3 separate regions of the Mus musculus genome follow, and all the other regions are linked to region 1. The links are chromatin loops, found by intact Hi-C in ENCODE. Cell type or tissue: left cerebral cortex. All regions are shown on one strand.

Region 1 (8,000 bases):
TTTGAAAGATACAGTTAACCAATATCTTTCAAATGATCAGTAAATGCAGCTACATAGCACACATAGGTAAAAGGCAAGAGCAATACATTTTAATGTATGTAACAGACTATTAAAAGGTCATTGATATAATTTATGGAATTTTAGGGTGTTTTAGAGACAGAGTACTACTATATATCACTGGGTAGCCTGGAACTCACTGTATAGATCAGACGGGCCTTGAATTCACAGGGACCCACCCATCTCTGCCTCCCAAGTTCTGGGATTAAAGTTGGGCTTCACTATACCCAGCTGTCATGACAAGTTACCTTTAAAAAGCTTGCCACTTGCCAATTTTTGATGCAGTACCAAATATCAATAATTGTCTGAAATATCTCTTAGATATTCCTTTCTCAACTAGTTGCAAAATTAAGGCTAGATTTTCTTCATGTATTTCAACAAAGATTTCCTATCAATAAAGACTCTACGCAAAAATAGCTTTAATCCAGCTAAAAGTCCATAAAACAATATGACTCTTTGCAATTGTTTTTTGTGCTACAAAATGCAGTCATTTTCATAATGTATATAAATTCTTAAATAATGATTTTATTGCTACTATACGTAAATATATGCAAGCATTATAAGCCCTAATTTACATTTTTGCTTGTTTTGACAGTTATAACCACATAAAGTTTTCAATAACTTTTAAGAGTATTCTAAGACCCGAGATAATTAGCATAAACTAAATATTATTGTTTATTACCTTACATTTAAAATGTTTGTGTCTCTTGTCTGATCACAATGTATAGGTTAAATCTTAGAGAAAATATATTCTCATTGATGGATTTCCAAGTACTAGGACTACTTGGTAATGGATATATATACATTCTGGGGAATGTTTTAACTACACAATTTTATCAATGTGTACACAGCATAGTGTGTACTTACACAAATATTGGTGGCATATGGTAATCACTCAGCATGGTATTTTGATTTAATCAAGAGATATGATAAAACAGGAGACATATGAGTTGTACAGGTGTAACATGGCACACTGTTTTACAGAAACAAAAATGGAAATGGGAATACAATCTAAAAATTAAAAGTGTAGGAAAGCAAATATTTAAGCCAGCACTATTACATCTGCCAGTTAACATACAAGGTTTGTTGTTGTTGTTGTTGTTTTTAGTGTTGTCAAGGAATGAATAGTATCATAATCGTAATGTTGTAATTTTATATGACTGTCATCATGGTGGATTTACACCAGCATTGCCACAAACATAAATTATGTTCTGCTACAACTTAACAACAGTTACATCACTAACCAATAGGATTGGTTTCAGCTCCGTGGTGACTGGAGACCTGTAGCTGAGATTTCTCACTATGAAGTAACTGCCTACTTAGTGGCTCCAACAACAGACTTGGAAAGTGTCTTGGTTTACGAGTTTTTGTTCTATGACTATAAAAAAGGCTTTAGGAACCTGCTTCTACCTTGGAAAAGGGAATTTTGGGATGCCTGAACCTATGTTTCCAGGCCACTCATATTTGGCTCCAGAATAAACTGTCTCATTTTTCTCTAAGGTGAGAGCTGTGCGAATACTACCTTTGTTCAATTCATTAACATTTCTCACTCCACCCATCTTCCCTTAGTTTCTTCTTAAATAATAATAAATAACTTTTAAGAATTATTTAATGTAGCCGGGCGTGGTGGCGCACGCCTTTAATCCCAGCACTCGGGAGGCAGAGGCAGGCGGATTTCTGAGTCCGAGGCCAGCCTGGTCTACAAAGTGAGTGCCAGGACAGCCAGAGCTACACAGAGAAACCCTGTCTTGAAAAACCAAAAAAAAAAAAAAAAAAAAAAAAAAAAGAATTATTTAATGTATATGAATACATTGTAGCTGTCTTCAGATACACCAGAAGAAAGCATCAGATCCCATTACAGATGGTTGTGAGCCACCATGTGGATGCTGGGAATTAAGCTCAGGATCTCTGGAAGATCAGTCAGTACTCTTAATCACTGAGCCATCTTCCCAGTCCCCTTAAATAATTATTATGAGTATTGTTTTTTATGTGTAAATCAAGGAGACTGTAAATTCAGCTTTATGACAACCACTCACTTAGCATCTACAAAGCCTGAGTCAGGGCCGTAGCGCCTTAAAAATAAAGCAAAATGCCTGATCATTTTCTCCCTCAAAATCCACCAAGAGGACTACATCTTACACAAAACACAGCGTCTTTACAAAACCCTCACAGAATCTATTCAACTTCAAGCCTCTTCTTCTCTCCTAAATTTTCGTCTGACTTCTGGTGTCTGTGGTGTTTGAGTGGTAGACTAGTTTGCTGCTGCTAAGGGGCCTCGCAGCTGGCCGTTTCCATTGTCTGGTAGGCGTTATCAGTTTATCTCAGATGAAAGGATTTTCCTGCATTGCTGCATAAGCATTAAGTCTGAGACCAGTGAGAACGTTGGAAGTGTGATGCTTCTTTGCTCTCTTTTTAATCTTGTTCTGTTTAGAAATTGTTCTATTAGAAATAATGTACAGTCGGGAACGAACTCTGAATTTTGACACTTTCTTTCTTTCTTGGGGGGAGGGGAGTTCGAGACAGGGTTTCTCTGTGTAGCCCTGGCTGTCCTGGATCTCAGGCTGTAGACCAGGCTGGCCTCGAACTCAGAAATCCGCCCGTCTCTGCCTCCCTAGTGCTGGGATTAAAGGCGTGCGCCACCACCAGCGTCCAGCCTTGGCACTTTCTTACATAGCTAATCCATAAAGCAAAGCGCTAGTTCCGGAACTTGGCGGCCCCGGAAGTAAAACCGTATGACCCGGGTCAAAGACAGAGAGCACTTCCGTTTCCGTACAGCCGTAAACAACATGGCGAAGGCCGGCGAGAAAAGTGTTGGTGGCGGCAAGCGAGGCTTGAAGAGGAAAGCTGCCGCTGAAGAGCCTCAAGAGGCTGCGGCCGCGAGCGATGGGACGGCGGAGAGCGGGGTGCAGCCCGCGAAAGCGGCCGCCTTCCCCCCGGGCTTCAGTATCTCGGAGATTAAGAACAAGCAGCGGCGACACTTGATGTTCACGCGGTGGAAACAGCAGCAGCGGAAGGTACGCGCGCGGGGTTGGCGGGGCACGAGCGCAGGGGCGGGGCCGGGAGCGCGCGGGGCTGGGGGGGGGGCGACGTGCGCGCGCGGGGTTGAAGGGGCGGGGCCGGGGGCGCGCGGGGTTGAAGGGGCGGGGCCGGAGGCGCGCCCCCAGCCCCTCGCTTGGCTACGGGGTCCCCAGCGTCAGCCTTTTGCCGGATGAGCTTGGCGTAGGGGAATCCGGCCCTTGCCTGCTCCGTGGGTTGCACTCTCTGGGAAGCCGAGGGATTTGGAACCGACGATCCAGCCTCTGGCCGGAGATGGCAGAGGGTCCGCCCCCTGCCTTTGCGCATCCCGCCTGCCTAGCGTTGGTGGTAAACTCCAGGTCCTAAACGTGGCCCCAGACTCTTTCAAGGAACCATTGGTGAAGTTTCAGCACTGTGAAGTGTCTGTCATAGCTGTGTTTGCTCTCTTCCGCCTTGTGCTCGCACTGAAAACTAGACAGACTTGTAAGTAAGCCTTGCCCAGGATCATGAGGCTCATTTGTGTCTAAATTACAATTTTAAAAATTCCCTATTACAGCATACACAGCAACTAACACATGATTTTATATTTGTGTTCTCTTACTGGAGGACCTTGGCTGGATCTTTTCGTAAGTGCTAGGTCGCTACTGGAGTTCTTTTTATTTATTTATTTATTTTTTAAAGATTTATTTATATGAGTGCACTGTAGCTGTCTTCAGACACACCAGAAGAGGGCATCAGATCCCATTACAGATGTTTGTGAGCCACCATGTGGTTGCTGGGAATGAACTGAGGACTTGTGGAAGAACAGTCAGTTGTGGAGGTTTTTTGGTTTTTGTTTTTTTGTTTTTTTCAAGACAGGGTTTCTCTGTGTAGCCCTGGCTGTCCTGGAACTCACTTTGTAGACCAGACCTCGAACTCAGAAATCTGCCTGCCTTTGCCTCCCAAGTGCTGGGATTAAAGGCGTGCGTCACCACCGCCGGGCTTGATTTGCAATTTTGAGGGAGGAATGTCCTAAAAGCCTTTTTTTTTTGGACTGAAGATCAGTAGGCACTACAGAATGTGTCAGACATTTTGTCTAGATTCAGGAGATTATAGTGTATACTAAGTAACAACTGAACATGTTTGCAACTTCCTATTGACCTTAATAGGTAGTTTTGGTTATAACCTATAAGAATAACTAGTGGTGACCTTATTGGAAATGTCCTGAGAACTCATCTCCCATTTCTGTCTATTTTCAGTGCTTTTCAAGAGAAGTAACCATTATACCCATAATCTTTAGAACGCATCCACTAGGGGAAAATGTACTTGTTCATTCATACGTTTAATTAATTGGAAGTATTATAGTAAAAAATTAAAGTTACTGAAAGTTTAAATGTTCAGACTTAATGTTGATTTGATGGAAGCAAAACAAAGAGCAAGCTCTTTGTCAAATGAATCTTCTTGATTAGCCTGCCCATTTGTAGTTCAATATTTTAGCTATTAAAGAAAAATCGATAAGTCTAGTTGTGAGTGGGAGTATGCACCTGTAATCTAAAACACTAAGGAGTCTGAGGCAGGAGGATGGTCAGTCAGAAGCAAGCCTGGGCTATCTAAGCAGACCTTTAAAAAGTTTCATGTGCTTATTTTAAAAGGTTATAGTAATTTCTCAGAGCTGACTTGTAGTTTCAGTATGAGTTTATGAAATAACTACTGGTTTCTCAATATTGTTTGCTTTTATCTCAAAGGAAAAGTTGGCAGCTAAGAAAAAACTTAAAAAGGAGAGAGAGGCTCTTGGCGATAAGGTAAGTAAGGTTTATAGCCTTGTATTTTGTCTTATGAAGTATTTCCTGATACTGTGTTGGTTTCTTCTAAGACATTTCAGATGTATAAAAATAATGTACTAAATCCCTTTGTACTCTGTACCCAACTTAGCAAATAGTGGTGACAACTCGTCCCCTATTCTCAGTAGCTCGCTCAGATGGAGTTGCTGGACTTCCCTGAGCTGTGCCTTCCTAGGTGCTTTGTGTGCAGGTGGTAAGCGCGGTGTGCTCAGGAGGCAGGGAAAGCTCTCCCTGCTGTTGGAACTGGGAACTCCCACTTTAGGCTTGGGGTTTAACTCTTGTGACTTGAAGCTAAAAGAACTACTAAATATTCCTGCATTGTTACAAGACGAAAGTTTTCGTTTTTTAAAATTTTTACAAATATGCTTAATTCATAATTTAGCGTGTAAGATTTTTAAAGCCTATGGTTCTCCTCCCCTTTACCACCTATAAATACCAAGTGAGAATAGGATTTCTGAGAAAGATAAACATATTCAGGCTGTGTACAGACTAAGCATACTACTTTTCATGCACTGTCCAAATAGGATCAGTTTAAAACATCTAAAGTCATCAATATTAGATTATTTTGACCTTCAGCATTCTAATACATCATATAATCTTATCATCGGATTGCAGCAAATTCATGTGCAGGCCGGCCTTTAACACATCGCTGGCCCTGGGTTGGGGTGTATGTAGGCTTTCAGCTGGTATATACCACACCCTGCCTAACTGAACACAAAAAGTCAGATTTTGGACTGAAAGATGACTTCCTGGAATTATCTTTAAAGATTACATAAGAGTCAGCAAGAGAACTCGGTAAGGTAAAGGCACTTGCTGCCAAGCTTGGCCAGCTGAGTGTAATTCTAGAGCCCACTGGGTGGAAGGAGAGAACCAACTTCCACAACTGCACACCTTACACACATCCACATCGCCCATCCTGAGTAGCACCTCAGTTCACCGTTCCTTCAGGTCACTGTGTGGCATCTGTGTGTTCTCCTAGTTCTGCTGTACTCCTTGCAAGTATGTTGATACCATAAACTCGGCGGCATGATAATTCTGCATTATCTGGTCATGTGGTATGCAGGGTGTTATCTTGATGTTTGTTTCCATTACAAATGGCCACCACATAGACAATTTATTTCTTTCCATAAATTAACCCCAAACAGAATTACTGGGTCGCTGGATAGACTTGCCACGTTTCTGAGGAGATCGCGGGAAGTACAGAAACAGTCACCTGGATTTGCAACTAACTAAACTTTTTTTATTTCCATTCTGCTGACTCCCTTTACTGTTAGATATTATTTTAGACAGGGATAATTTTTGTGATTCCTGTCTTAGTTTTAAGTCACTTCATTCTGTATTTACCACGTATGTCTTCTCAGATTGTTAAGGGGTAGTGTCATTGCCCCCACTCTATTCCTAGGATTTAGTAACAGTGGTTGTGGATGGAAATAAGGACAGGTTGTTCTGAGGTTATTTGAAGAATGTCTTGTTTCCCCACAGGAATGTGAAGTTGTTAATATAAACTGCTTCTAACACTCGGTGTTTCCCCTCTTACTTAGGCTCCACCAAAGCCTGTTCCCAAGACCATTGACAACCAGCGCGTTTACGACGAGACCACAGTAGACCCCAATGATGAAGAGGTAATGTCAGAAACCAAATGTGAATGATCACCCTTGGTGTGTTGCTGTTTGACGTCGTGGTGGTCGCAAGATGTAGATATCTCTTCTCCCCTTCCTCATTGTCTCTTTCCCTGTCTCTGTCGTTAGGATTTGTCTAGAACATCTGATAATGCACGCAGTGCACCAGATGATGCAGTCTGGGGACCTGCATACATTACTTCACTTAGGTCTTCTTAAATATTAAAAATATGGTTTAGTAAATTTTGTATCTTCTCCATAGTGGTTTTACGTAAGTCTTCTTGGAGCTGCTCCTGCTGCCCTGCTTCAGTTTCCCTCTGGCACATGCGTCTCTGAAGATGGCTTTGTTTGCTAGTTTGTAAACATAACGCTTTGTTTGCTAGTTTGTAAACATAACGTTGATTCGAGGGTAGTGGTCCTCTAACCATAGCTTGCCTAACCTGGCTTCTTGTAGTTTATCTAAATATTAGCTTCATTTTACATTTTAGATAATTATTTCTCCAAAGACAGATTTATTTCTTGCTTTATTTTTTCTTTTGTTCTGACTGGAACTTCTGCTGTAATGTTGAGTGACTAGAAGAGGCAGTGCAGGGGTCCTTGAGTGTTCCTGATAAGAATCCTGCTGGTACCATCTCCTTGATGTGGATGTCGTCAGCAGTTTTTCTTATGCTTTACAGAAATCACACTTAGGCTTGGATCCATCATGAATGACCATAGAACCCTTTTTCTGAAAATGCTGAGATGCGTATGTGTTTGTTCCACATATTACCTTAATGCATCTATGGGTTCTCTAAAATTAGTTGAAAATAAGTATCTTGCATTCTTGGGATAAACTTATTCTGGTTATGATATTCATTATTTTTATACGTTGTTTTGGGTTGTTGATTTGAACTCATGACTAAAATTATAGTAATGTCTCCTTATGATTCCTAACATTTTTTCTCCTTTAAAAATAAAACCTCGTCGTTTTATCGTGCGAATAGAGATCATCCTGTAGCAAGGAGAGTGGGAGGAGGAGGAGCTAGGCCGGCCTCTGTTTGAAGAAAGCCCGTGTTTATTCTAACATTTGCTTTTCGTCAGTCTAAGTTTGTGTTCTCTCAGAGTAGTTTTTCTTTTATCTTTTCTACTGAATTTTGTTTCATTTCTATCTCCCTCTTGTTTCCTTCTACTTTCATTGAGCTTCCTCTATTTTTCATTTATCTATTTGCTCATTTTTTATTTTCTTTACTATGAGCCATAAAATTCCCTTTGAGTATCATTCTCAGCAAATCCCACAAGCTTGAAAATGAGCTGCTTTCACTGTTATATTTAAATCAGTTATTTTTATAATGGAATATTTGTTAATCATTTATTTGTCTTTTCAATTAAAAATTTTAATTGGCATGTTCATAAGTCCATAATTTAATATGTTTACATACCATTCCTGATGATTACACTGTAGTAATTAACATTTACATCTCAAATATCCTTGTGTGTGTGAGAACCTTCA
Region 2 (8,000 bases), 400 kb before region 1:
TCACACCAGTCAGAATGGCTAAGATCAAAAATTCAGGTGACAGCAGATGCTGGCGTGGATGTGGAGAAAGAGGAACACTCCTCCATTGTTGGTGGGATTGCAGGCTTGTACAACCACTCTGGAAATCAGTCTGGCGGTTCCTCAGAAAATTGGACATAGTACTACCGGAGGATCCAGCAATACCTCTCCTGGGCATTTATCCAGAAGATGCCCCAACTGGTAAGAAGGACACATGCTCCACTATGTTCATAGCAGCCTTATTTATAATAGCCAGAAGCTGGAAAGAACCCAGATGCCCCTCAACAGAGGAATGGATACAGAAAATGTGGTACATCTACACAATGGAGTACTACTCAGCTATTAAAAAGAATGAATTTATGAAATTCCTAGCCAAATGGATGGACCTGGAGGGCATCATCCTGAGTGAGGTAACACATTCACAAAGAAACTCACACAATATGTACTCACTGATAAGTGGATATTAGCCCCAAACCTAGGATGCCCAAGATATAAGGTACAATTTGCTAAACACATGAAACTCAAGAAGAATGAAGACTGAAGTGTGGACACTGTGCCCCTCCTTAGAATTGGGAACAAAACACCCATGGAAGGAGTTACAGAGATAAAGTTTGGAGCTGAGATGAAAGGATGGACCATGTAGAGACTGCCATATCCAGGGATCCACCCCATAATCAGCATCCAAACGCTGACACCATTGCATACCCTAGCAAGATTTTATTGAAAGGACCCAGATGTAGCTATCTCTTGTGAGACTATGCCGGGGCCTAGCAAACACAGAAGTGGATGCTCACAGTCAGCTAATGGATGGATCACAGGGCTCCCAATGGAGGAGCTAGAGAAAATACCCAAGGAGCTAAAGGGATCTGCAACCCTATAGGTGGAACAACATTATGAACTAACCAGTACCCCGGAGCTCTTGACTCTAGCTGCATATGTAACAAAAGATGGCCTAATCGGCCATCACTGGAAAGAGAGGCCCATTGGACAGGTAAACTTTGTATGCCCCAGTACAGGGGAACGCCAGGGCCAAAAAGGGGGAGTGGGTGGGTAGGGGAGTGGGGGTGGGTGGGTATGGGGGACTTTTGGTATAGCATTGGAAATGTAAATGAGCTAAATACCTAATAAAAATGGAAAAAAAAAAACGCAGCAATCACCGTCAGCAGCATTCACCGTTGGTGGACAATGATAAATGCAGGATCTGAGCTCCAGACGGGACCCGAGCCAACAGAACCCATCTCGATCTGTTTGTCACTTCATACGTACCCGGTTTGTGGACTCATTCATTCACAAGAATGAGTGAAACTGACACAATGGAAAGAGACATGAGACACAGCAGGGGGTGGGAAGCAGTGAACAGGAGGTGAGAGGGCGGAATGTGCAAAGCCAAACTCAGTGAGCCTGGCCAAGTGCCAGAGAGGCACAGGGAATCAACACTGGAACAGCAGACAAATGCCAGAGAGGCATGGAGGACCGACTCGGGAGCAGCATAGTATTAAACGCTCAGACCTATAGCCCATGAACTAGTCCTAAGTGAAAAGACGAGCATTTCATTTAACCTAATCTAATTCACAAATATTTCAGACCTGGGGGGCTCGTGAGACTGTGGTTGTCCTCTCTGGACTCAGTCTTTACGACTGTGGTAGAAGACTCCCAGGGGATGAAAACCTTTGTGCGAGAACTTGAGCATAGCACAGCTCAGTCTTCTCTGATTGCAGGAGGAAGGAGTTTCTCATTGGTTCTCATTGGTTCCACACATGGGGCCTGAGCAGGGCTCACGTAACACCTGTTCTCTCTGAAGATCACAAGCCTCGTGCTTCAAAATAGTGTGTGAGTTCCCACGCCCTCTGCCTGAGCTTCTACTTCGACAGCCTGAGCTACGGGCTCTTCTGAATTTCCTTAAGATAAAAACACACAGGCTGAAGAGTGGACTTGGAGATAGAGATGGAGGCGTGTCATAGGGAGACGACTGTAGCAAGATCTGAGAAAGCTCTAACTGTGAGGAGAATGCATCAAATTAGAAGTTAACCAGGCCCAGGAGAGACAGCACAGAGCAGAGCAGAGAGGAAGAAACGATGTGACAAGCCTTGCACAATGCAGACTCTGAAAGGGAGGGGAGGATTAACTCAAGTCAAAATAAAGATTGTTATTTATAGTGGAGGATGCTCTGTGTTCCAAACAGCAAGGAAAAGCATCCGCCTCGAGTAGGGAGCGGACAAACCATGAGCAAGAATGGGCAGGAGATGTGGAGAAAATAATGAGAAAACCTTCAGCCTAGCACGGCTTGGAGAACATAGGGAAGGATTAAGATACAGGAGCTATATATAAAGTTTCGTCACAGAAGCTTAGCCCTGGTATTTAACAATACCCCATTTGGGGTTCCTAAGAAGAAAGACAAATTACTTAAGGAGAGAAAAGCTCCCTCTGGCAGTTAGGTGGGAAAACGGAGCACTCTGGAGTCATACAGCAGCTCTGCCTGGGTGAGAATGAAGTCTGTAACACTGAGTACAAGGCAAGAAGTCCCCATGGTTCCTGATTTAAGTCACTATGATGTGCTCAGCACAAAACCAGCTCAGAAACACACGTGCCGTGTGCCGTGGTGCCCTCCACGGAAGAGGGAAGCCAGGTGTGCAGCACGCGAGTGCTCTAAGTATTAAAACCTGTGTTGCGTCCTGTGGAGAACAAGAAGGTATGCATGGAAGAACCTCCATGCTCATAGCGTTAGCAATGTCTTGCCCCTTAAATGATCTGACCTCTGAAATGACCGAGAATATCCACAGATAACTTCTGAGTCAGTATCATCCTTTGTAAAGCTAAAGATGCACCAGGGACACCCGTGGGTTGAACATGTGGCGCTGTTACATTTGAAAATTTCACGTAGAAAGCATCGCTGACATAATCTAAAGTCACGGACAGGGTACAATGCAGGTACGTGCACCTTCTGCCCCGCAACAGAAGCCAGGTGCCAGACGTCATGTCATTTTCTCGTCTTGCTTTCCCAGATAAAACTAGGTCTCAATAGCAACTGCTAACTGCTAGCAAATACTTTAAATAAAAGGATTCCTTAATGTATTCCATAACCTTTCAAGACATCATTGATTTAAAAAAAAAAAAAAAGGCGTAAAATCACTGGTCCATCTTCAGGGCCCTGTAGTCTCGGGTGCCATGAGCTGTGTTTCCCAAGGCAACAGTCGGGCACACAGCACAGAGCAGCTAGGTTAGATAGCTTCCTCTCTCTCTCTTTTCATTTTCCCTTGAGGACACAGGTTTGCTGTGTGTATCCAAAGCTGGCTTCAAACCCGCAATCCTCCTGCCTCCTCTAGTCAATCCCTATCAGAATGGGTCAAAGCCGTTCCTGTGTGATAGCATAACAAATACCGGGCTCCATGGCCCTGCGCCCTCCAGGCGGCTCGCCCCTGCCCCGGCATGTCTCCCCTCAGATCTTTCTTCCTACTGTCTGCCAGCTCATCTCAGAAGCAATGACATCTTTTCTCTTTTTATGGAAGCCAGACAGAGAGGAAAGACCCATGAAGGCAGAAATCCGTTATAAGGTTTCCCAAGTGGCTCTGGTGTGTAACTTTTCTCCAAGGAGAAGGAAGGTAAGTCAGAGGGTCTCCTACCACACCAACACCACGCCAACCTTGTACTTGATGGTAAAGACTGTGATTTAATGCAGTTACCACAGGTGCATAGGGCTGTGTGGGGCAGCAAACGCAGTGGACACAGGGAGATGAAAAGGTGTCTTAAAACACCGTAGGTTTGCAGGATAGCATGAAGAAAGCCGAAATGAAAAATACAAAATATAAGAGATTCACAGTGCAAAGTCAGTTTCTCACATGAGTGACTTATCTGTACCAAAGGTGGTGAGCCCCAGCCAGTGGGGCAAAGACTCACCTGATGTGTGTGGGACCCAGTGAATGTGGAGAAAGCTCACCTTGTACTTGAGGGACCCCAGAGAGTCGGATAATGCTCACCCAATGTTTGGGGGAACCACAGCAAGCAAGGAAGAGGGTCATCTGGTGTTTGAGGGAGTTCCACAAGTGGGGGAAAGGCTCACCCAATGTTTGGGGTACCCTAGCAAGCAGGAGAAAGCTTCACCTAATGTTTGGATGACCCCGGCGAGTGGGAAGATGTCTCACCTGATGTTCAGCAGCTTCAGCGCGTTTAGCAGAACCCCCCTTTTAACATCATAATCGATTTTCTGATCAGTTCCAAAGCTTGGGGCTCGATTAATCTGAAAATTACAGAGAAAACAATAAGCTCGGTTGAACGTTGGAGATCAACACCTAATCCAGTTGTGTTTCATAAATGTATGTGGGATTTCCAGTCATGAATCTCTGAGCTCTCTATGGAAGATGCTCTGGACCTCACCGCCATACCTGTCTTTCCATTACCCTAGGGAAAAGAACTATAGAAAACCATAAGCAAACATCTACTTTTCCACCCACAGGCTTAGTGTTAATTGCCAGCATTAAGCTGACCACTCTCTTCAACCACTGACTCTTCCCATCAAGTCTTAGGAAAGTTAAATGCAACTTACCTTGTAAGTTGGGAAGACCCATAATAGAGAGATTACCAACATAGTAATAGCAACACATGTGTGTATGCTTAGGATGCAGGAACCACCAGCTCCCTCGGTTCACCACCCAAGATCTTCCTGATGAATTCTATTGCTTCCTAAAATATAAATTTAGTTTCTCTCTACCTAACTCAATAGTGAAGCACTACCCTTCTGCAAGGATCGGGTCAATCCCTAGGAAAACATTCCTAAAAACACACTGGACACAATTTTCCATCCTGAAAATGTTCTCAGTGCTTGGAAATGTCTTAAGTTTGCCGATCATTGCCCAGATTCTACGCAGCTAGAAGTTCTCCTCCTCAGACACGCCCTCCACTTTACTCCACACGGTGGCGCCAGAAGGTCTTGAACGCTGCGGGTGAGACCCACAGCGTTGTCAATTGGCAGCAAGCTCTCAAACTGCACACTTAAGAATCTAAACGTGCGCTATACTCACAGACAGCAATGCTACGGGGTTTTTGTTATTAACTATTCTGAGCTGAGTAAGGTATAAACAATGAAGGATAAGGAGTAAAAATATGTTTATGAGGAGGTTTAAAAAGTCTGTAGAGTCCAGCTGTTCAGTAAGCTGTAACCTAGCTAACTCAAAGCTCCTATGGGCAAAGGCTTTTTACCAAGGTTATGTCACATTTTATAAAGTTCTTATTCCAGAAATCCTTTCATTTCCTCCTTTGTGAAGCATAAGAGTGCCTTCGTTCTTCTAGCCATCAAGGATAAATGACCAGGACAGGCGCAGAGGAAAAGTCGGCAATAGTCAGGGAATGAGTCCCAGGGTCAACGTGTTCAATCTTGGGAACAAAAATCCAGCCCTTCCTAAGACACAGTCAAGGACTCTTCCATTCAGGAATGGCAGATACAGAGGAGCCGAAATGACTCAGACAGGTCTCATTATTAGGGTCCAAGCTGGACTAAAATTCCAGCTAGCAGAAAAATGAATGTCCTTGAACATACAACACAGGCTATTTGCCCAGAATATATGAATATACTTCTCTCTGTCTCTCCCTCACTCCAATTCAAAATGTGTACTTTCCTTCAAAATACGGTTTGAATCACAATCTCACATAGCACTCATTCAGGTTGCTTACAAAAACCTGGAGACTATGATGCAATTTCTTACGTCAAACAGCTACCCTAAGAGGGGGACAAACCTCTGGAAGGAAAGGCCATGGTTGATTCTAGCTTCTGTGGCAGTAGGTTCCTTAAAATATAACTCCTTCTGGAAACACAGTTCAAATATGTGCTGCTTCCCTGACAGATGGCTACAAACAGTATGGAGTAGCCCCAAGAAGGCAGGCTCCTTCTGTGAAGCCAGATTGGGGGTCCCAGAGAGAACATCTGGATGGGGGTCAACTGGACAAAGAAAGATCCTAAGGTGCCTCGGGAGTAACACAGATAGATATAAACGTGACTGGGCAGGACATAAACAGAGATTGTTTGTATATTCTGTACATGGTTCCATATGTTAAGTGACATTTTATAATAAAATTAATAATGACAAGAGGGTACAGGCAGCAAACCCAAAGACACTCGGTTTTCAGAAATATCAGATGGCTGTGAGGGAGGATGTATGTCCCCTGCAGTGTTAAGTACTGGGTACTGAAGAGTGAATCAACAGAACCCTCTCTCTCCATGGAGTACTTAAAGACACAGTAAAGATGGGGGCCAGAGGCAGTGCCCACCCAGAGGAGATACAAGATCCACTGTCCAAGCAGCCAATAACTCAGCGTCAACAAGCCCACTCTACGGTAAAGTGGAGATTCGATAGAAAATCCTATCAGCCTTGGGAATGTTCTGGCCCTGGAATTTTCATTCACTCCCTTCCACATACTCCATTCAGGCCTCATTCCAGCCAGCAAGCTGGGGACACCTGTGCCAAGTACACATATGACAGATGGGTTTTAAACACATATAAGGACTGTGACGGCTTGATTTATTTTGACATTTCTTAGAGAACCCCTTACCTCCAGAAGCCATGGCTTGAGCTTTCTATCCAACAAGATGTCGAACCCCAGGACTTCGAAGCAGACACTTTCGCTCCCGGGGGGCTGACCGGGTCTGCACATCCGGTAGGCGTGCAGGACGTGAGGTTCTGCCACAATCAGAGTCTTTACCACCAACTCCTGTTGAGATTGTGATAAAAGGCATCGGCATGCTTTTTTTGGACATAGTTTCATTTTTAAAAATGACCTAGGGAAAACTAGCATCCTTGGTGGCTTCATGGCGCTCTTTGGCACCGCCCCCCCCCCCAATCCTGCTCTGCCCTCATTCCCCAACCCCAGCTCTGCTCTTTGCCCACCTATCTCTCTGCCACACTCTCTGAGTCTCTCTAGTTGGTGGCACTTCTTCCCACTGAGGCTCTGTGCTGTTCCATCTTCCTGGAGCATCTTCCCTTAGATTCCCATGCCATCCCAGACAGGACTTCCACAACCATCTTTGAAGCACAGGCATGCTTGAAATGCATCCTACTAACTACCTAGGGCATGCAACCAATGGATGCTTTTCTATCTGTTTGAACAAGACACTTGTACTTCTTTTTTTTTTTAACCATCCCAGTGTCTATAATAGGACCTGGCATTGGAGATGCTCAAAAGCATTTATAAACAAAGAAGAAGAAAAGGGAGCATAAGCTAGTTCTGTACAAATGGAGAAGAATTACAAGGAAGAAAAATTTGAGGGAGGGTGCAGCATTCCCCAAATAGCCTTTATTCATGGCACTGGCTTGTACTCCATAAAGGTTTCCCTGAGAACAGAATACATCCCAGCTATCAGTTCCCAGAAAGCACACAGCAGCTCACAATCATCTAACTCCAGGTCCAGGGGATCCAATGCTCTCTTTCATCCTCCACAGGCACCAGCCACATACAGTATACATACATACTCTCTCTCTCTCTCTCTCTCTCTCTCTCTCTCACACACACACACACACACACACACACACACACACACACACACACACGTTCAGGCAAAATACTCATACACATAAAATAAAAACAAGTATTTTTTCCAAGAGGAACCACACCATGGACTAGGGAAAGCAAGTGATTTTCCTGGCTTCTGCTTACATTGGCTTCTTAACTCCTTCTGTCTGAGAACGACAGCAAAGACCTTGACTCTCTGGGTCAGACATCACAGTATGCACCTGTAGTGGCTATTCCTGGTTGTCAACTTGACAATATTTGGAATGAACTACAATCCGGAATTGGAAGGCTCACCAGTGACCCTTATCTGGAGGCTTGGAGATCCTTATCTGGATCTTGGTTTGAAGATCTTGAGCCATAGTGGCTATGGATTCCAGAAGATTGAATCTCCGAGTTTAAGGAACACACCTTTAATCTGGGCTACTCCTTTCATCTGGGATTAAAGGTGTGGTGGAACACACCTTTAATCTGGGCTACACCTTCTG
Region 3 (8,000 bases), 250 kb before region 1:
CTGCATCGTTTTCTCTTGTGTGTGACTTAATCCCCTAGTGTTGTGTTCATCACGCACCTTCATGTGGGCTGTGTTACCACTCTTGCAATAAGCACGTTGACTGACTGGGCATGAAAGGAGGAACTCAGGTGCATAAGTGGAAGTCAGTGAGAGCTGTTGTTGCTTGTTTTTTGGGCAGGGTCCATTCTGTTATAGCTGTGTTAAAATATTTTTCTTAGTAGGTGCCTTTGGTTTTTAATGACTTTATCTGATAACAATCTATTTTAGGATATGATTGACATAATTCTCTAGTTAAATAGAACTTCTTTGAACCAATAAATGTCTTATCTAAATTTGATTATTATTATTTTCATCTATATTGCATCTGTACATTTTGAACTCTTACCTAGCAGTTTAAGGTTTGATACCACCACATACACAGCCACATATATAAGACTGTGTATAACCATTATATGTGTATATATGCATGTAGGTGCACATACATGTTTCCTCTTTAGTTTGCTTTTTTGGTATTCTTTGTCCCTTCCTGTCAGCTTACCCTTTAATGGCATTTCGTTGTCGTCTGAAAACTCCACTGTGCATTTGTACTTAAAACACATGTTCTCTATTATAATTTCTCCTGGAATTTTACGTTTGTGGGCGATCGTTTTCCTGGATGTACAGTTATTACTGGGCAGTTTTGTTTCTTGTTTCTTCTAGCATTTCAAAATATCATTTCACTGTCTTCTGGCCACTCTTAGTTCTACTTGCGAAGTTAGCACTCAATTGAATTGTTTTTCCTTTGTACATTAGTACTGGTTTTTCTCTTGCTACAAATTAAGATTTCTTCCTTTGTCTTTATTGTTCAGTAACTTGAATTTGAAGTGTCTAGGTGTAGGTGTCTTTGTGTTTGCCCCAGCTAGCATTAGCTTAACTGCTAGCTTCACCTGCCTTGTAGACTGGGGGCTCTTCTTTCAGTAGGACATTGTCAGTCACTGTTCTTTTAAACGTTTCCTCTTTCCTCTTGTTTCCTCTTAGATGTATGTTGAGCCCTCAGATTGGATGCCTGTGTGAGACTTGTACTTTCCTTGGAGTTTGTTCTTCATAGTTACTCATCTATCTTCAGCTCACATTTACAGGGTTAGGGCCATTTTCCTTCTGAAATGGGGTGTTAGTATTAGAGTGAGTTTAAGTTTTTCTATTAATTTGTCAGATCTCTACTTTTTGTTTTTTCATATTTTTCTTTTCTGTACTGACATTTCCATCTGTATCATTCTCATCAAGTCCTTAAACAGTTCCCTTTTATTTCATCTAACATTTCACTAGCCAGTTGCAAATACTTTTTAGCTGTACATAAATGCCATTCCTGCTTGTTATTCTCATCGTGAATGATGTATGTTTGGACAAAAATCAGGGGCTTAAAATAAGGTATTTGTAGTAACTCTGTATTCTATTTAATCTTTTTCCTCCAAGGACTTATGTTTTCATTTCATGTTCAGCATCTTTAGTCCAGTTTGTAGATTGAATGTCCTTCATGGTATGTGCTGCACATCTCTCAATTCTGATTTGATGTTACCCTGAGTCCCAGAACTCAGTGTTGTATGCTATCTGAAATCATGCTGGTGGGCCACGTGATCAGGAAGTACACATTTGGTCCATAACAGTTTTAAATTTTGGATCTCAAATGGGGCTCATAATGCCCTGTGCAGCCATTTCCTTGCTAAAGCTCTGTCTAGACCATCAGTGCTGCCTGCCTCTGCTTGGACATTCGGCTACTGGAGCTGGGCAGTATTCCTGATTCCTTCCACTTCACTTTTTTTTTTTTTTTTTTTTTTTTTTTTTTACAGTGTAGAGTTTGGGTCTCTGATGGTGTCACTGCTAAGCCTTCCAGACCAAGCTGGAGGGATCTGAGCAGACAAGAACACCTCAGACTTGAGTATTTTTACCCAGAGTCCAGTACTGCCTCCTAAAATGCTTCCCAGCTTGTCTGTAATGGGCCTGTACCAGAGCAGTGCAGGTCCTTTCCTGCACCCCTGTCCAGCTCTGTTGTTTCTTGGGGAGGTTTGCTGACTGACTGTTCATCACAAGTGCCGCCTTTTCTGGCAGCTTTAAAGGTGCAGATTCACCTGCTGAAGTTCTGCCTCAGCCCCAGTTCTCTAGTCCCTTCCTCTTACCAGTGCTGCAAATCAGAGGTCTCTGAGATTAGAACACCCTGCTCATCATGCCACCCAGCCTACCCACCTTGCCGTACAGTCTGTCCTCAGAGTACTGTATCATGAGAGGAATGTCACTCTTGGATAATGGTTACTAGTAAATTTGTTGTGTGTGGTCTTTTAAAAATAATATCTTGGTAATATCAGATACTCAATGCTGAATTTAATGGAAATTTACAAGTGCTATTCCCTGATTTTCCTTTATAAAAGAAGATTTAGATAACATTACCCCATGGTACAGAATGTTTAAATAGTTAACATTTGTGCCGCAGTATAGCTTTTGGCTCGTGAAAAATGAAAGCTGTCAGCGATCTGGGCAATAAGATTCATCGCCAATAGTCACTAGCAACAGCACACAGCACTTGAGTCTCCGTGAGGTCCGCAGCAGTAGGAGCTGCTGTAATGAAAGGCATTTAGGCGCAATCACTCTGCTGTCGTTCCTCGCTGGATCCAACATGGGCTTGTGTGAGTATGTGAAGCAAACAGCATTTAAAGATAGGCTTGAGCGGTGTGGGAAGAGGGTAGCTCAGTGCTTACATGGAGAGAATGTCGTAATGTGGACATCACGCTACCCTAAAATAAAAAGGTAGTTTATTTGCTTTAGTTGGTTAAAGCTTCAGGAAAGCTACCTCTTGGTTAGAAGGAAACTGATAATGCTGGTCTAATGTTGCCGTGGTAACAGCTCATGCTGATAGGATTGAGAATATCGTATACATCCTGGTTTGCATTTTCTCTCTGCCATTTTGAGTTATTCTGGAGGTATATGAAGGAAGCTAGGATAGCTAGCTGGGGAAAAAAAAGCTAAACCTCGTTACATAAAACATCTTTGGCATTATTCTCTTATCTAGTAGTACCTCCTACTGGGCATTTGGGCGTTGCTTTGGGGGCTTTTCTTTTAAAACAAAAGAGAGCTCTTGGTTTTCGGCTGCCTGCTCCAGCGTATGTGTTTACACCATCGCTGCCTCCAGAGATTAGCATAACTCCCTTTGCAGTCGGGCTGTTGTTCTGAGCAATATGCTCTGGAGACATTGCCTGTCATCATGAATGGTGAGTTGGTCTCGGAGACTTTTCAACTATATATTTTTAAAAAATATTTAGTTGTACAAGGAAAAATATTTTGTAGACAAGGTTATTAAAGCCAGAGCTGTGGTAATGACCTTTGTGTTGATGCTTTTAAAGTAGGCATTATTGTAAAGAGCCCGGGAGAGCCATTAGGAGCTGTAAACAGCCAGTGCTGACAGCTCCAGCATGCCAGCTCTGATTGTCTCTATGGTTGATCTCTGTTCACTAGAACTGCTCTTGTTTTCTGTATTGTAAAGATAAGGAGAATACCTATATACTGCAAAGGAGGTTTTTATTTTAGTATTTGGTGTTCAAGATATCCATATTTAACATAACTTTAATTACTTTTGTCATCCAAATACTATTTTTTGTTAGGTTCTTTTGGGCACTATTTTTTAAATACTAATTCTGAAAATAAGATGCTGCCAAAATTGTATTGATTTTTTTTTGAGGGTTGCTTTTAATTGTAAGTAGTTTAAAATAGTGAATTAAGGATGAAATAAATATGTATGTTTTGGCTTTGGAGGCTTTGTTAAAATTAGTTTGGGAAAATGATTTATGAAACTAAATCGCTTGTGAAAAATTTATCTTTTGCTATGACTGTTTATTTTTCTTAGGATGTTCAAAAGTGCTTTTATTTTTATTTTTTTTTCCGAGAAAATCTGCCATAGTGTGTACTGCAGCTTACCATAGGGCAGGAGCTGTTCACTTCAAGCAAACCTGCAGCTAAAAATAGACACACTGTTGTCAGAGAGAGTGTTTGCTCAGAGCATCACTCATTAGCATCTCTGCTGAGCCGGAAAGGGCTGGTCCAGGTGTCCCTTATAGGGGGAGCATTATGTGGCCCTGTGATGACAGGGTTCTTGCCTAAGACATGTAGGATTGGCTTCTGGATCAGAAAGTTTTTTTAATGGTATAGTGAAGGCATTCAAAGCCAAAGAACCTTGTCGTCATAAGTAGAGATGGCTTCATTAAAGGGAGGAAATGCTCTTTATCCTGCTGCAATCTAAAATTACCTTCATGTTACAGAGTGGCGTTTGATACACAAGGAGTTGTCTTACATGAAAATGTGAAGAATTGCCTGGACGATTACGTTCTTGTTTCCAGAGTAGATTTTCTGATTTAGTCCTTGAAATTTGGGCTGATAGTGTGAAATCAATGTGTTGACATTTCTTAGAATTCTGCAGATATGAAAGCTGGTTATCATGCTATTCATTTATTTGGATAAAGCTATGTTTCCTTTAAAAGTTTGCACATAGCCTTAGAATCTTTACCAGCCACAGTGGTGCTGTTGGATCTGGCCAGCTGGTGTTTGAGTGGGGGACATCGCTGCTGTTCCTTTCTCGTCCTGAGCTATGGCGGAAAGGTTTGTGTGCTTGGTCATAGTTGCCTCCCGACAGCCCTTTCTACCACACACGTGTGCTGGTAACAAGTAGACATTGGCTTCTCCAAGGAGGTTCAGTCCTAAATAAATTCATTCCTGCTGTGACTTGAGTGCTCTAGCCATTTAAAGTATGGGAAATTATAAGTGTGGCTTCATTAATAAAAATAATCAAATATTGGGCCGTTTTATCTGAGTCTAAAATTATGATGAGTTTCTCTATGTGGTGCATACAGCTATGTTTATGTGGAAATTGCTGGAAAGCTTTCTTTTTTCCTTCCTGGTAATTCTATGTTCTTCTTCTGTGAGAATCTATCTGCTCTTGGCCCTCTCAGCGCTGCATTGTCTGAGTGATCTCATTCCTGCCCACGCCTCAGTCACTACCTGAGACATCCATTACAAGAGTCAGCTTCGTCTTTCTCCCTTAACATCTGTCCCTTTATCTCTGGTCCTCGCTTCTCTTAGTGACTCCATAACCCGCATGAGAAGAAAAGCAAGAATCTAGGGTTGTTTGTAACTTGTCACCCTGGTTGTGTATATGCTCATTTAGTTCCATTGACTGTACATCAGGAGTTTTCTCTAGGCCCAATAACACTAGGAAGGCCTTTAGAACTGGGCATCAGTCTCTTTTCAGCGGCCTTACACTGACTGGCTTCATGTTTCTGCCTCTTCAGATGACTTTTCATACTGAGTTTTAAATTGAAATAAGTCCATTTCTTAATACAGTGTGAAACTTGCAATTCTGGAATTGCAAATCTGGAATCTAAAGATTAAGCTCCTTAGCAAGTTAGGGGAGATCCACCTGTGCGTCATGTATGAGTAATGACCTCCCATAGTTATATTCCTTGTAGAAATCACACAAACAATAATAGCTTTCAGTATCTCCATTACAAACTCTGAAGGTGATGTTGCTATACTTTCAAAGCACAAAAGCGGATTATATATTTGCCTGTGAGTCTCTGGATCTTAAGTGAAAGCTATCCCTTGAGGACTTTAATTGTTCTCATCTGCTCTTTCCTCTCTGGCATCGAAAGATTGCTTGTAAATGGAAGAAGAGCCTTGGCTGCCCCCTTGTAAGTTGCTTTCATTTGGTGAGGATTTTCTCTTGTTAAGCAAGTTTTGTGAAAACATTGTAAAGGAGTTCTCCCCAAATTCATCTGGGTTCCATACGGCCCTCCGACTAGACGACATGGCACAGCATGCACAGCGATAGGTGCTGTTGCCTTCCGAGGCAAAGGAAGAGCTAAGCTTTGACAAGGACCAGCACTGGCACTGGTGAAGGAGCCTGGAATTAAAACACCTTTCTCCACTTTTCTTTCTGAGACCACGTGATTTCATTATTTTCTCTGTGCCTGGTGTTCTATCATCACAGCATGTAGCAGGTTGCAGTGCTGTTTGTGTAAGATGGAGCTGAGTCATCTGACACATTGAGTTACTGTGCACTCCTGGTTCACATACCAATTCCTATTCGGAAAACCGGAGCCAGCAAGCTGTGGAGAAGAAACACCAGTCAACAGGTCCTTTGTTACAGCTGATAAGGGGAGCAAGAGCGGGTCTTCTGTACACGGTGGGGTGACTAGAGAGGATGATTTTGCATTCTGTTGTTTCAGTGGAAGAAGATTTCTTATGATCTCACTGCAAAAATAGGCAGGAGGAGACAGATCCGCTCACTCTGATTTGCACATCACACAGGACATCCACTTATGGAAACATCATGTGACACACTGCAGATATGTACAAATTCTAGGCTGCTCGGGGAGCCTGCTTCCTGGTGCAGCTCACTGAGCGTCAGTGTGAAGAAAAAGCACTAAGTAATGGTTCTCGGAAGTGTGTGGACCTAAGCAGGAGTGAGCAGCTGGTTCACGCCCTCTCCTCTGTCTGACCGAGAACACATGAGCCGAACACTGAAAGCGCTGCTTTTGCCCCCAGTGAGGACGGACCTCTGTCCGATGAGGACTGTTCTAGAGCGGATTGTGCTCTGGATTACTTGCCTTCCAGTAAGAGAAGCAACCATTTCATCCTCACTGATTTCCTGGGATGAAGCTTGTGAGGAAATGAGTGCAGGACAACACTGCCTGTTGCTTCTGTGCTCCTCCTAGCCCTGTTGGGACAGCCAGGAATTCATTAGGTCATGGCAAATTGAAAGGATGGCCTTTGTTTTCTGGATACAACAGGGCTCTCCCTTGCTGTGCTGGCACCAATACCAGCAAGTTCCTTGTGATCCTAGACACTTGCACATTTCTTTGTTGTTGTTAATGAGTCTGAGTGTTTTGCCTGCTTGCATGTATGTGACTACAGCGACCAGACATCAGATCTCCCTCAGGAAATGGAGCTTCAGATGCTTGTGAACCTCCATGTGGGTGCTGAGAACTGAGCCTGGGTCCTCTGCAGGAGCAGCCAGGACTCTTGACTGCTGAACATCTCCCCAACCTCTACAACCACATTTCTGAAAGTTGCTGGATTATTTAATTAATACACATACATATGCGTATACAGAGAAAAATATCCAGAACTTAATTTTAATAGCACCTATATAGAAAATGAGAGATCCAAAGAAAAATACACTATGTTGTTTTAGATCGTGTGTAAAGATTTTAAAACCTTCCCATTGTTTGTGGATAAATAAGCAAAAAAAGAAAAGAAAGGAAAGTGGAGCCTATAAAAAGGGTTACACATGATTAAAGGATAAAATCACAGCCTTCAATAGGAAAAGAATGAACTTATATTCAGAAATATGTGTTTAAAAAACTACAGATAGCATCTAAATTAATTCTTCAATGTTTTGAGTGAACATAAAATCTATGAAATAAGACAGAGGAAATAATCCTGAAGGGACTGGAGACATGGCTCAGCAGTTATAAGCCTTTTCTGCTCAGTCGTAAGGACCTGAATTCAAGTGCCAGCATACAATCGTCTGTAATTCCAACTCCCAAAGATCCATGGCACCAGCACACTTATGTGCATGTATATGCACACATACACATAGGCATTTGCATACACATTCATAAATAAAGTGAATCTTTTAATAAGAACAAGGCTGGGATGAAAAAAGGGGCTGAAAATAAAATAGAAAAGAAGCATAATATTATGATAAGGAAATATGATGAGAAAATTCATGTGGTGCTTGCAAGATAACAGGCAAGCTGAATTAGATCAGGGGAGTGTATACTGCTCATTGTAGGAAAGTAAATGAATGAGGTAAAGAGCCAGCCTCATGAAGGTAATGGGTAAGATCAGACTTAATGTGTATAGCCTGGGAGGTGGCTCCATGAGAAAGAGTGTGTGCAAGCATGAGGGCCTGAGCTAAGATCCAAGACCCACATAAAAGCTCAGCATGGCTTCATGAGCCTGTAACCACAGCACTG

The links. Hi-C counts contacts between places; a loop is a spot of excess contacts. Peaks named below come from ENCODE experiments on the same cell type or tissue, not always from the same donor. Only the 100,000 strongest peaks of a DNase experiment are listed, where the experiment ranks them.
Region 2: it touches region 1 in a loop (2.3-fold over the local background); 2 of 42 quality-filtered maps call a loop at or near these places.
Region 3: a loop joins it to region 1, with 2.9 times the contacts of the local background. A loop is called at or near these places in 4 of 42 quality-filtered maps.

What each region holds. Positions count from the first base shown.
Region 1 is chr3:146,516,240-146,524,239 of GRCm38, reverse strand. It overlaps Rpf1 (ribosome production factor 1 homolog), which reads left to right and starts at 2,817. Exons shown (of 9, transcript NM_027371.3): 1 at 2,817-3,071; 2 at 4,797-4,853; 3 at 6,434-6,514. The coding sequence starts at 2,844. In left cerebral cortex, CTCF peaks have their summits at 3,799 (motif pointing right) and 5,116; DNase peaks (open chromatin) are centred at 2,781, 3,462, 3,791, 5,062 and 1 more place; H3K4me3 peaks cover 1,970 bases; H3K27ac peaks cover 1,556 bases.
Region 2 is chr3:146,911,947-146,919,946 of GRCm38, reverse strand. It overlaps Ttll7 (tubulin tyrosine ligase-like family, member 7), which reads right to left. Exons shown (of 21, transcript NM_001357217.1): 9 at 6,559-6,717; 10 at 4,158-4,252. Among named protein-coding and RNA genes, the nearest start is that of Ttll7, 64 kb to the right of the region's middle. In left cerebral cortex, a CTCF peak has its summit at 4,926 (motif pointing right); DNase peaks (open chromatin) are centred at 1,393, 1,883 and 4,928.
Region 3 is chr3:146,765,173-146,773,172 of GRCm38, reverse strand. All of the region lies in intron 1 of Prkacb (protein kinase, cAMP dependent, catalytic, beta), which reads left to right. Among named protein-coding and RNA genes, the nearest start is that of Prkacb, 44 kb to the left of the region's middle. In left cerebral cortex, a CTCF peak has its summit at 3,048 (motif pointing left); DNase peaks (open chromatin) are centred at 5,232, 6,133, 6,277, 6,701 and 6 more places; H3K4me3 peaks cover 4,778 bases; H3K27ac peaks cover 5,379 bases.